2 separate regions of the Homo sapiens genome follow, and region 1 is linked to region 2. Evidence: read pairs that join two places in POLR2A ChIA-PET (ENCODE). Cell type or tissue: GM12878. All regions are shown on one strand. Links, peaks and the distances in the headings refer to the core of each region. The heading gives the core; the rest is flanking DNA.

Region 1 (5,248 bases), core at 1,571-4,070, 150 kb after region 2:
TTTTAAAGAAAATGAATGAGCCAGATGTGGTGACTCATGCCTGCAAATCCCAGCACTTTGGGAGGCCCAGGCGGGCGGATCACAAGGTCAGGAGTTTGAGACCAGCCTGACCGACATGGTGAAACCCTGTCTCTACTAAAAATACAAAAATTAGCTGGGCATGGTGGCACACACCTGTAATCCCAGCTACTCAGAAGGCTGAGGCAGGAGGATTGCTTGAACTCGGGAGGCGGAGGTTGCAGTGAGCTGAGATTCCGCCATGGCACTCCAGCTTGGGTGAAAGAGCGAAACTCTGTCTCAAAAAAAAAAAAAAAAGTTTGTGCAAGGAAGTTATAAACTGTTCAACTGAGTCTCCTAGACACATGTTGAAAATATAAATAGCGGCTAGGCGCGGTGGCCTACGCCTGTAATCCCAGTACTTTGGGAGGCTGAGATGGGTGGATCACTTGAGGTCAGGAGTTCGTGACCAGCCTGGCCAACATAGTGAAACCTCTTCTCTACTAAAAATACAAAAATTAACCATGCGTAGCAGTGCATGCCTGTAATCCCAGCTACTTGGGATACTGAGGCAGGAGAATCGCTTGAACCCAGGAGGCGGAGGTGGCAGTGAGCCGAGATAGCGCCATTGCACTCCAGCCTGGGTGACAGAGCCAGACTCCGTCTCAAGAAAAAAAGAAAATATAAATAGCACGTTACAGATTTTCAACGTATATGGCCTTGCAAGTAAATTGGACTCAAAACAAACAAACAAAAACCTGTGTAAACAAAGGGTAGGCTACAGGTGTAATCTGCTGCTTGTTTGTATATACAGTAAAGTCATTTTACCCTGTTGGATTAATGCAAAAACTGTTCTAAATCCAAGGGATAAATTGTGTTTCTGAATAGCTCCTTCCTTCTCCAAGGCACGGTAGCTTTTTGTTTGTTTGTTTGTTTGAGACAGGGTCTTGCTCTTTTGCCCAGATTGGAGTACAGTGGCATAGCTCACCGTAATGAGCCTTGAACTCCTGGGCTCAAGTGATCCTCCTGCCTCAGTCTCTCAAGTAGCTGGGACTACAGGCATGTGTCACCACATTCACCTAATTTTTGAAATTTTTTGTAGAGACACGGTCTTGTTATATTGCCCAGTCTGGTCTCGAACTCCTGGCCTCAAGCAATCCTCTCGCCTTGGCCCCCCAAAGTGTTGGGATTATAGGAATGAGCCTTTCAACTGGCCCCAGTTTTTAACATAGAAATTTTCAAAAGTGTGTGTGCGTATGTAAGCGCATGTATTACATAAAGAATATTATGATCCCAGGGGGGCACGGTGGCTCACGCCTGTAATCCCAGCACTTTGGGAGGCCGAGGCGGGCGGATCACGAGGTCAGGAGATTAAGACCATCCTGGCCAACACGGTGAAACCCCATCTCTACTAAAAAATACAAAAAAAAACAAACAAAAAAAAAAAACAAAAAGCTGGGCGTGGTGGCGGGTGCCTGTAGTCCCAGCTACTCAGGAGGCTGAGGCAGGAGAATGGCGTGAACTCGGGAGGCAGAGCTTACAGTGAGCCGAGATCGTACCTCTGCACTCCAGCCTGGGCGACAGAGCAAGACTCCGTTCCAAAAAAAAAAAAAAAAAACAAAAACAAAAACAAAAACGAATATTATGATCCCTATCAACAAACCACCAGTCCCAATAATGGCCAGCTTTATGTCATTTTTTAACCTCACTCTGCCACCTATTGTGGTAAGACTTTTCCTTGGTTCAGCTAACAACAGGGTCCTTTTCCGTCCCACGGCCATGAAAATTTAGGTTCCCAGATGGTTTGAAGGGTGAGTGAAGCAGGGTTTTATTGGGTGAAAAGGAAGAAAAGGGGGAAACAAGGACTCTGGCAGATAGAGTGCTGCTCACCAGCAGCTTGGATCCCAGGTTCCACACAGGAAAAGGTAAGGCAAGGTTCCTCCCTGCTGCAAATGTCCTGAACTTCACGTTGGTGAGGCTCCATCTCATTGGGCAGGCTGGTTGGAGTTTCTCCAGGGACCCCCTCCCACCTGGCTGCCTCACTATTATGGGAATATTTCTTAAATGTTTAAAATTTTTCTCAGATCCAAAGATGTGACCAAAAACTTTTTTTTTCAATTAAGTGATAAGAAGAAAATTGATTTTTAAAAAATATCCTGAGTATAAGGACCAGAAGTGATACAATTTCTCGCAGAATTTGCATGTATCTGATCAAATGTGCCATATCTTCAGTTTGGCATAGAGTTGTTCTATGTTGGAAAAAAGTTAGCACATTGCTTGTTAACTGCATTTCTTTCAGGAAAAGAAGTCCTTGGTCACCTGTTAATGTTCCTGCACTCAACAAAAAGAATGGCAATGTTGTCTGGAGTTTTGTTCTTTTATAATAGTCCTGGTGCAGTGGTTAAGCATACAGGCTTCCTATATTAAATCTTGGCTGGACCAAGATTTGGCTGGAAAATTTAGACAAATTACATGATTTCTGTGTCTCAGTTTCCTCATTCTGATGCTAATACTACTTATTTCACTTGCCTGCTATGAAGATTAAATAAATTAATACATATAAATAATTAAGAAGACTTTTTGGAACATAGTAAATCACACATGTATTTCCTACTATTATTCACTTGAATTACAAACCTATTTCAGGCTGGGCGTGGTGGCTCATGCTTATAATCCCAGCATTTTGGGAGGCCGAGGCAAGAGGATCCCTTGAGCCCAGCAGTTTGAGACCAGCCTGGGCAACATAGGAGACACCCTTCTTTACAAATATAAAGAAACTAGCTGGCTGTGGTGGTGCATGCCTGTGGTCCCAGCTACTCAGGAGGCTGAGGTAGGATTGCTTGAGCCCAGGAGGTTGAGGCTGCAGTGAGCTTCGATCATGCCTCTGCAATCCAGCCTGGGTGACAGAGTGAGATTCTGTCTCCAAAAATACAAAACAAAACAAAACAAAACAAAAAACCCCGACAACAACAACAACAACAACAAGCTTGAAAGAGTTGTGCATCCTTAATACACTATAGGAGTGTTAACTTCCTTTTTTTTTTTTTTTGAGACAGAGTCTCGCTTTGTTGTCCAGACTGGAGTTCTGGAGTGCAGTGGCATGATCTTGGCTCACTGCAACCTCTGCCTCCCAGGTTCAAGTGATTCCCCTGCCTCAGACTCCTGAGTAGCTGGGATTACAGGCAGCTGCCATAATGCCCAGCTAATTTTTGTATTTTTAGTAGAGACGGGGTTTCACCGTGTTGGCCAGGCTGGTCTCGAACTCCTAACCCCAAGCGATCCACCTGCCTCGGCCTCCCAAACTGCTGGGATTACAGGCGTATGCCACAGCACCCGGCCAAGAGTGTTAATGTTTAAAACATCTTTTAAAATTACAAATAAAAGGCAATGTTTTAATTATGAAAAAATACATTGTCTCCTTTACCTGAAAGATTACTTTTCAGTATTAAAGGTTTTTTAATTTAATGTTTTGACTTGTAAATATCTCAATAAAATTCTTTTTGGGAGACATTATGTTTAGAATTATAAAAATTAAAGCATATGTTTGTTCATTTAACTTTCATGGGACCCCTCTAAAATCCAAAGACACATCATTAAAACCCAAATAAACAGAAAACATTAAAATATGGTTAGAAAACATGTTCTCGTATATTCAACTCTATTCTTAACAGATCATTACATTTTAAAGGTGTTTGCAAGAAAATACAAGGTGCTTCCTTAAATGATTTTAAGAATCTTAAAAAAGAGGACAGAAGGACAGAAAGGAAAAGAAAGGAAAATAAAAGATGATTAAAATATTCATAGTAGAAAAAGGTCCACAGAGCAGTCTGGCAGGCAATGCATGTGATGAGCTGTAGAAACCTTAAACATCCTGGACCAGAAGTCAGCCAATCAGGGGGCTGAGAACCACATTTCCATAATGATGATTGGCTGGTGGACTGGAGGCACCGCTGAGCTGTGAGGAAGGGGAGGAAAGGCTCTGCTGAGAAAATAGCAAAACAACTTTCTGGCTTTCTGTTGTTTATTGCATATTCTCCAAATGATTGTAGTGATTCATTCTTTAGGAAAGCTTGTTTTGAAAACAAAAGAGGCACAGTTGTTCACAACAAAAGTGATATTCAACAGCCAAAGGAGCCGAGTATAACGGAACTCTTTTATTCTTCTTTAAAATAAACTTTGGTCTCCTGATTTCATCTAACCAAATATGTTAAGACTTCCCAGGTGATGCATAAGGGTTGGATTTAAATATTAAAATTAGGCAGGGGTTACTGTTTCTGATAAGTATCACTGCTTTGTTCTTCTGTCAGCTTTAGAAAATGTGCACAAATAGAATATATTTTTATAAAATGTGAAAAAAATCCTTAAATTCTAGCATCAAAAGTATATTTAGTGCTTTCACACTTGAGGGAATTATGCCACTCTCCAAAAAGAAACTAATTTAGGCATTTTGTTTTCCTGCAGTCATATATGTGTGAAAGTTGGAGATACATGTATCAATGTGTTTGGTATTGCTCTCAATTTTTACACATATGTAAAAATCTACTGTCATGAAGTCATAAGGATTTTAAAAATGACAAAAGAAGAAGCAGAGAAATGGAGGCAAAGGAGAAAGATGGAGTGGAACGTAATGGCTGGATCCTGCTGCCTCTTGATCTTCCTGTGCTTGATCGTATTGCATTTTGTTGTAATTGTTTTGAATTCAAATAGAGCAGTGACAACATTTCACCTACAAGTTTTTAAATTTAGTTTTACAAACACTGTATCTACGGGCCATCTATCTGGAAATGAGAATAACTCTATAATGCAGATTAAGCAGAAGTATTTTGCAGTCTCTCCCAGTGACTATTCCTTGGCTAGCTAACAGACCAGCCATTCAGAAGCAATTTTCTTCAGGCTGAAATTATGTGCTGACCTTAGCAGATCACTTCCCATAATAACCCTTCCCCCACCCAATGCTAAATACAATCTGTCTCCTACTCACTGTAATAACGTGCAAATGACTGTAATTTTACAGACAAGAAACAGCCGAAAGTGAAACGTGTCTAAACAGAGGTCGATTTGAAAAATCAGGGCTATTACCTAAATCTGTAAAATACATATTGTAATAAAACCAGCAACAGAAATCTCCAATAAGTAGTTCTTTTTTTTTTTTTTTTTTTTAATGTAGCTTGTGTTTTGATCTTCTTTATGCAGCCAGTCTCTGCTGGCATAAAAGAAAAATCCTTTTCCAGAAATGGTTTCATTACACGAG
Region 2 (8,591 bases), core at 2,561-5,060:
GAGGCTGAGGATAAAGAACACTGGAATGGAAATCTTTCAGGCATTGAATTCTGCCTGCTATTAATAATTTAGAAGTGTTTTTAATGCCCTGATATGGAAGGAAGGTTTTTTGACACCAAAGGCATCTAAATATTAATTTCAGAGGAATTGGTTGTTACAAGCAGTTAACATCCATTTTGTTAGTTGACCTCCCAAGGAAGGTTAATGCACTAAAATCTGGTCATTAAGTATAGTAACAAATGTTTTTTCAGGGAGGTTATTACTATCATAAACTCTAATCCATGGTTCACAGGCAGCAGCCTCTAGTGCAGTGCTCTGACTAATGAAGAATTAACTATTTCTGAGCAGTTAATAAAGATTTTTTTCCTCACCAATCAACATACTCTACATGATCCTTATAATTACTAAAAGCATTAAGCCCCTGGTATGAGTGCCCACATGTCAGACGGGAATTCTACTCTGAGTAAATGACAAATGGCAAACCTAATCCCATTTCACTTAATTTTTTCTAACATGTTCACTGAAATAAGAAATAATGGAATTCCTAAGTATTAGAAAAAGATGGTTCAGTCCAAAGCATTTGTTAAATGAGTATTGATGAGGTCTTTAGTCATATTTTATTGTGATGGAAGATTTTATACTCCAGTTCAGTTCTTGTTAGAATCAAGAAGTTAATTGGCTCCAAACAGGGGTTTTTACTTGCTTGTTTTGTTTTTCCTTTATTAAGAAGTGCACTCATCCACAACAACACAGGAGAGAAAGACTTGTGTGAGGAACACTAATATCTGCCTCATAACAATAAGAGGGAAAAGGTACAACCTAACCTTTCTAAAAAGCCTTGGGGCAGTGTTTTGCTTTTCAATGGAAAGGTCGTCCAGAATTAATTAAAGTCACTTTCCTGCTGAGGAGCAAGCATTTGACTTTACTTTGAAGGCTCAAAGAAAGTTGCTCATACTGATTTCTTAGAGACCCACATTTAAGACAGCATAGCCAAAGCAATTGGTCAGCCTTTAAAAAGTAACCTCCTTTTGGAGTCAAAAGTCTGAACAATTAATACACTGAAGACTTAGGTGCCTCTGAAGACACAGGCCAGAATTGGCAAGGCAAAACAAAAAGGGTAAGAACAGCTTACTTTTCCCTAAGAACTATTACCTCTCATTCAGGGAGGATCAGTCCTCACATTTACGTACACCATTTTCCTTCTTATTTTTAACTTAAGCTAAATCCTGTCGTTGGGACAGCTGCTCCCATTAAACAGAGAGGAGGAGGATAAAACCATACTTAGCAAAAATAAAAAGGATGTCATCTTATCGAAAAGAAAATGTATTTTGTAAAGGTTTGCATTACATAGGGAAAAAAAGGGGGTCAAATACACAGACAGTAACTCACCTTCTCAAAATATTCCTCTGCTGGAAGATTCTACACACTGTGCCTACCTAAATAAATAACCAGTAGGGTTGGCCACCTGCAGTGGCTCACGCCTGTAATCCCAGCACTTTGAGAGGCTAAGGCAGGCGGATCACTTGAGGTCACGAGTTCGAGACCAGCCTGGTCAACATGGCAAAACTCCGTCTCTACTAAAAACACAAAAATTAGCCAGGCGTGGTGGTTGCATGCCTATAATCCGAGCTACTCATGAGGCTGAGGCAGGAGAATTGCTTGAACCAGGGCGGCAAGGGGGAGGTTGCAGTGAGCTGAGATTGTGCCACTTTACTCCAGCCTGGGTGACAGAGCGAGAGTCCGTCTCAAATAAAATAAAATAAAAAACGAGCATGGTGGGGTGATCTATGCACATTATGATTTGTCTGAGAATCATTTGTTTGGCGCTTTGCTTGCTTGAAGATGACTCCATTAGTTTCCCACTTACGAGTGAAGGTTAGTGACTTAGTCTTCCTGAGCTTCAGTTTCCTCATCTATAAAATGATATTATAACATCTATTTTGTTGAATAGTTGTAAAAATTAGTGACAGCATAAACCTGGTATACCAAAAGGCTACAGACAAACTAGTATAAATTTGTTATTCACTATGTCCATTGCTTTGTGTATTTACCACATTTTATAAAAGCGACTAGAATCCTAGAATGCCCCACAAAAACCTTCTGGGCCTAAAATTGCAATCAAGTGGGTCATAATACATTAGCCTGACTTCTGAATACTAGAAGTTTGACAGAGCCCAGCTCATCCATCATGGACCCATCACTGGACACAAAACCTTCCCTGGTTGCCTCAGCCAGAAATAAACCTTCCAAACGTGGTGTTCTAATTTGCCTTGTACTTTTCCCATACAATTCTTCACACCCCGTCTTCGCTTAGAATTATTTGTAGACAGATCTTGGATCTGTATTCCCAGCACTTAGCACAGTGCCTCAAGCACCAGAACTAAAAAGGGGTTTGTGAATTTCACTGTCTTGTGGCAACTTTACAGCCTAACCCCACGTGGATGACTAAATGAATCAAAAAGTGAATGTATTTAGAGATTATCTGCTCTTTCTTTATTCTTCTGTGGTGAACCCTCTCTCCCACTTTTTTCTCCACTGGCTTCTAAACTGTGTCTCTTGAAGTTTGTCCGCCACCTCCCGCCCACATCATTTCCCCACAGTTGATCAGTTGACAGTAAAAAGACAGCAAGGAGGCTGATGTCTGGATGGCTGGATCATTTCTAAGCTGGGTATTTGCAGATCAGGGGTTTCCTGCACTTTGACAAGGATTTTTAAGCGAGTATGGTAAACAGAAAGTTGTAGATTGAGACTCTATAAAGGTGAATCAAAGTGTCTTTTGAAATCACTGGTTTCCCCATATCCCTATTGCCATATCCCTCATTATTCAGAGAAATTACAGAAAAGAGAGGTTAGCCTTCCAGGGTTACTAGTGATTTGCTGTGTTGACCTTTGACATGCTCTTTAATCTCTTAGGACTTTAGTATTTTCATCAATAATAATAACAACCTGTTCTAATTACATCACAGCCTTGCTAGGCAAATCATATGAGAGTAGTATATAAAAGATATACTACTATATTACTAGAACTAGATATTAAAAAAGGACTAGGTTAGCTTGTGTAAATAGCTTTTTAAATAATGAATGCTATGTGAATCAATATATTAATAATGAGAAAAATTAGATTTGCTTGAAAACAAAATGCTATTAAAAACAGGAAGAAGCCATGGGAAAAAAGTTTAATTTGTCATTATAACAGGTAAAGAATATTGCTATAGTCACCTTCATAATGCTCTGAGCTTCCTACCCTTACAGTGAACATTCAATACATTTGGAATAAAGAACACGTTTGAGATACACTATCAAATCAAAATGGTTTTCCTGGTTTGATCAGTGGTGGAAATCGAGGCTATTAATTTAATATCCACTCCTTCTCACCATGCACACTGGGTCATTATTTAACTGTGAGCAAATGGTCTAGGTGACTCTTAGCAAATCCTGAAAATATGTAATTTCCATTCCCACTACCAATTCCGATCAAGGCCATTCTGAAGTGCAGCAAATGAGTTTAAGTACAGGGTTGACACTGCACCGAGTACTGGCACTTTCTTGCTCCAGAGGAAGACAAATGTAAATGCTTGAAAAAACACAGTTGAGAGAATAATTGAAAATGCGTTCAATGTCTTCATCCTCTGAGAATATGTGTGTGCATGTGTGTATTTGTAGTTGCTCTTTCATAAAATGTGTATGTGTCTGTTTTGATTCTGAAGCTTCCCTCTGGTGTGGGTAGGTTTCACAGAGGGGTTCTGGCTTGTAAAGGTTAACCATGCAGAAATCAAGGCTTTGTGCATTTTTGCAAAGGTCACACTCATCAGCAGTTCCGGAAAGACTGCTGGGCAGGGCCATGGTAACCACCCCATGAGTGAACCATGGCTCTGGGTTTCATTTCCTTTAAGAACACCGCTACAGCCCCTGGTTGTGTCACCAAGAGATAAAGAGGCTGCTCAGTCACTTGAAATTCAATTTGTACATTACTCCAACCTAGCCCACCTCTTTCCTTCATGGTGTTTGGCAGCTGCTTGCTGGCACTCTGCATTTCAAATGCCTGAGCTGCAGGAAGCTGTTTAATAAGTGGGATAGGTTTTGATTAATGTAACAAGCTAAAAATAGACCATGATGTAATGCATATCTCAGCAGGAATCACAGAGCAAATTGGACGGTTTCAAAGGACCATGCTGCAGCAGAGAGTTTCTCTAAAGAAATATATTTATGTTTTTATAGCACCTTGAAGGGTCAAATTGTAGAATGAGTACATTTTGGACATGGAAGCTTGTCCTGTGGGTCTTTGAATAGCAATTATAGGTGACCACACAAGAAGCTCCAGAGAAAACTGGATATTTGACACTGACTCAGGTACACTAAGGGTCATCTATACTTCACCAAACACCCTGGTATTATTATTTTTAAAAACAGCAAAAGCGAATAGAAATGGTAGCAGTAAAATTCTGGCAGTATCTGTAAACTCAGTTATTTAAGTATTGCATTTAGTTTCGTCTAATGATCTAAAAGCCTCATGTAGTCCTATGTTTAAAGGCATTGATTTAAATTTCTCATTTCTTAGTGGATAAAATAATTAGAATTCATGTTGCTTGGTTTAAGAAAGACCAATGAAAAGAAAAGCAATAGACTTGTACGGCAAGATTCCCTTATATTTACTGAGAAATGGCACAATATGTAAATGAAATGTGGGATCACTTTTCTTAAGGGAGCAATAATTAAAGATTAAAAACAAAGTCTGGAATGTACTAAAAAGAAATGAAGGAAATAAATTCATTGTTTGTAATTGTTGTTTACTAAATCTATACATTGTAAGTTGCTAAAAATCACTTTGGATATTTAGTCAAAGTATGTGTGTCTGTGTATGTGTGTTGATGTGGTGTGGTGGGGGTAAGGGATGGGGGAAAATCTTCCCTTGCTATAAATGCAAATGAGTGTGTGGAAAAAATTATGTTTTTGTATTTTTCTCTACAAGTAATTTCACCTTCCCACTATGAGAATCTGTGTACTTTATAAATGGTCCCACACTCTGGTTACTGTAAAGATGTTGACTTGTTACCTTGCCAGTGAGGGAGAGCCAAAATTAACATTCTTAGGCTGTATGAGTAATATTTTTCCTAGAGAACTTGCCTATCTACTCAAAGTACTCATCTCATGGGATAGTCAATTAATACAACCAAGGTATAGATTCCATGAAAGTAAGTTAATGCCAAAAAGAGCAAAATTTGCCCAGCCAATGACCACAGTCCTAACCAAGCCATTCATTTTAAGAGTATCAACAATCAAATAAAATCCATCATCATTATTCCACGACAAACAACACAAATTGATTAAACTGTACTGTAGTGGGTTGAAAGGTGCCCTCCAAAAGTTATGTCCCTGGAGGGGATGGGGAAATGGGAAGCAGCTTTTCAGTGGGCATAAAGTTTCAGTTGTACAAAATGAATGAATTCTAGAGATCTGTTGCACATTATGCCCATAGTTAACAATATATTGTGCACTTAAAACTCTGTTAAGAGTGAAGTATTCTTACCACAATAAAAAATACATTTAAACGAATGTAAAGTTATGTGTCCTGGAACCTGTGAATGTGGCATTATTTGAAAAAAAGGGGTTTTGCAAATGTTAAATTAAGGACAAATGTTATTTGATTTAGGAATCACCATAATCCAGGATCCTAAATCAAATGATGTGTGCCCTTCAAAAAGAAGAGAAGAGAAGACACACACTCAAAGGAAATGTTGAGGTGAAGACTAGGGCGGAGGTTGGTATGATGTGCCGGTGGGCCAAGGGATGCCAGAGATGGCCCCAGCCACCAGAAACGAGGAGCATGGTGAGAGGCATGGGATGGATTCTCCTTCAAGGCCGCCAGAAGGAATGAACTCTATCAACTATTTAATTTTATTCTTCTAGCCTCCATAACTGTGAGGATAAATTTCTGTTGTTTTAAGTTGCCCAGTTGGTGCTAATTTGTTACAGTGGCCCTGGAAAACAAATACACACAACTGAGAGTATTATCTTTGTGTGCACAGAAGAGGAAAAAAACTACGTGAAAATGTGGATTGGTAATATGTTGCATGAGGGATATCTGCAAGTATCAACTTCTAAAAATATGTATTGTTTATTTTTGCACTATTTAATATATTTGAGACATCTTTTATTTATCTATTTTTGAGACAGTCTTGCTATGTCACCCAGGCTGGAGTGTGGTGGTGCAATCATGGTTTACTGCAACCTCTGCCTCCTGGGATCAAGCTATTCTCCTACCTCAGCCTCCAGAGTAGCTGGGAGTACAGACACGTGCCACCATGCCCCGCTAGTTTTTGTAATTTTGTAGATAAAAAGTTTCTCTACATTGTCCAGGATGGTCCCAAACTCCTGGGCTCAAGCGATCTGCCTGCTTTGGCCTTTCAAAATGCTGGGATTACAGATGTAAGCCACCATGCCAGGGCTGTTTGAGACATCTTACTATCAAAACAGAGATACATTAAGAACAAGGATGATTAACATAGAAGAATAAGACAAAAAGACAAAATAATAATAAAAAGGGATAGGGAGAAGTGAAAATTTACCTGAAAACTTCAGCTTGGGACAAACTAGAGAAGATGAGAAGAAAATTGTAGCAAGGAAAAAATAGGAAGCTGGGGTTACAATGATCTTAGTATCTAATAAAAGGAATATGGATTTCTTAGATAAATTTAGTAAAATTTACTTAAAAAGCAATAATTTAAATCAATAAGTGGTTTTATATAAAATTGAATTGATTTCACATATATAAAATCATTTGATTTGTATTGCCTATATATAAAAAATATATATTTTATATATAAATATATAAAAATTATATATTTATATATAAATATATAAAAATATATTATCTATAGAAATATATAAAATTTTATATATATAATATATATAAATATATATAAAATTTATATATGTAAATATATATAAAATATAATTATATAAATATATAAAATATAATTATATATAATATAATATATAATTATATATAATACATACATAAATATATAAAAATATAATTATATATAATATATAATATATATATAATTATTTAAACTATTTAATTTTATTTATTTAAAGTTATGTGTCCTGGAACCTGTGAATGTGGCATTATTTGAAAAAAAGGGGTTTTGCAAATGTTAAATTAAGGACAAGTGTTATTTGATTTAGGAATATAAATATATACATAAATATATATAATATATATATTACATATATATAAATATATATTATATATATTACATATATATAATATATATAATATATATAATATATTACATATATATAAATATATATAATATATATTACATATATATAATATATATAATATATATATTACATATATATAAATATATATAATATATATATTACATATATATAAATATATATAATATATATATTACATATATATAAATATATATAATATATATATTACATATATATAAATATATATAATATATATAATATATTACATATATATAAATATATATAATATATTACATATATATAAATATATATAATATATAATATATTACATATATATAAATATATATAATATATATAATATATTACATATATATAAATATATATAATATATATAATATATTACATATATATAAATATATATAATATATATAATATATTACATATATATAAATATATATAATATATATAATATATTACATATATATAAATATATATAATATATATAATATATTACATATATATAAATATATATAATATATATAATATATTACATATATATAAATATATATAATATATATAATATATTACATATATATAAATATATATAATATATATAATATATTACATATATATAAATATATATAATATATTACATATATAAATATATATAATATATTACATATATATAAATATATATAATATATTACATATATAAATATATATAATATATATAATATATTACATAATTATATAAATATATATATAATATATTTTAAAATATATAAAATATAAGATTTTATATATAAAAAATATAAGATTTTATATATAAAATATATAATATATAAATACATAAAACATATATATAACATACATATACACACACACATACAAAAACACACACATATAGTTAGAAGTGAAATACTGTCTGTTTTGGTACCACACACACACATATTTCTCTGATGGGAATAAGGTCATATGCAATTATAAAAAAGAAAGTGATGCTAATATAACATCATGGAAGTCCTGTTAGTTCTTACGTGATTTTTCCAAGCACATTAGACACAATGTTTTGTGTCACTAAGGAACAGGAGTTGAGTGCAACAAACCACTAAAGAATAGTTCTCTACATCAGCGGTCTCCAGCCTTTTTGGCACTGGGGAAGACCATTTTTCCACGGACCAGAGGCAAGGGTGGAAATGGGGATGGTTTCAGGATGATTCAAGCACATTACATATTATGCATTTTATTTCTATTATTATTACATTATAATATACAATGAAATAATTATATAACTCACCATAGTGTAGAATCAGTGGGAACCCTGAGCTTGTTTTCCTGCAACTAGATGGTCCCATCTGGGGGTGATG

Evidence for each region. Peaks named below come from ENCODE experiments on the same cell type or tissue, not always from the same donor. Only the 100,000 strongest peaks of a DNase experiment are listed, where the experiment ranks them.
Region 1: POLR2A ChIA-PET joins it to region 2 with 5 read pairs; 8 of 35 experiments call an interaction of 5 or more read pairs at or near these places.

The regions. Positions count from the first base shown.
Region 1 is chr5:124,754,462-124,759,709 of GRCh38, reverse strand. No RefSeq gene overlaps it. Among named protein-coding and RNA genes, the nearest start is that of ZNF608, 10 kb to the right of the region's middle. In GM12878, for the core only: no CTCF peak of the experiment used is centred there; no DNase peak of the experiment used is centred there.
Region 2 is chr5:124,897,744-124,906,334 of GRCh38, reverse strand. No RefSeq gene overlaps it. Among named protein-coding and RNA genes, the nearest start is that of ZNF608, 160 kb to the right of the region's middle. RefSeq lists an enhancer at 1-28. In GM12878, for the core only: no CTCF peak of the experiment used is centred there; a DNase peak (open chromatin) is centred at 3,804; H3K4me3 peaks cover 406 bases; H3K27ac peaks cover 1,312 bases.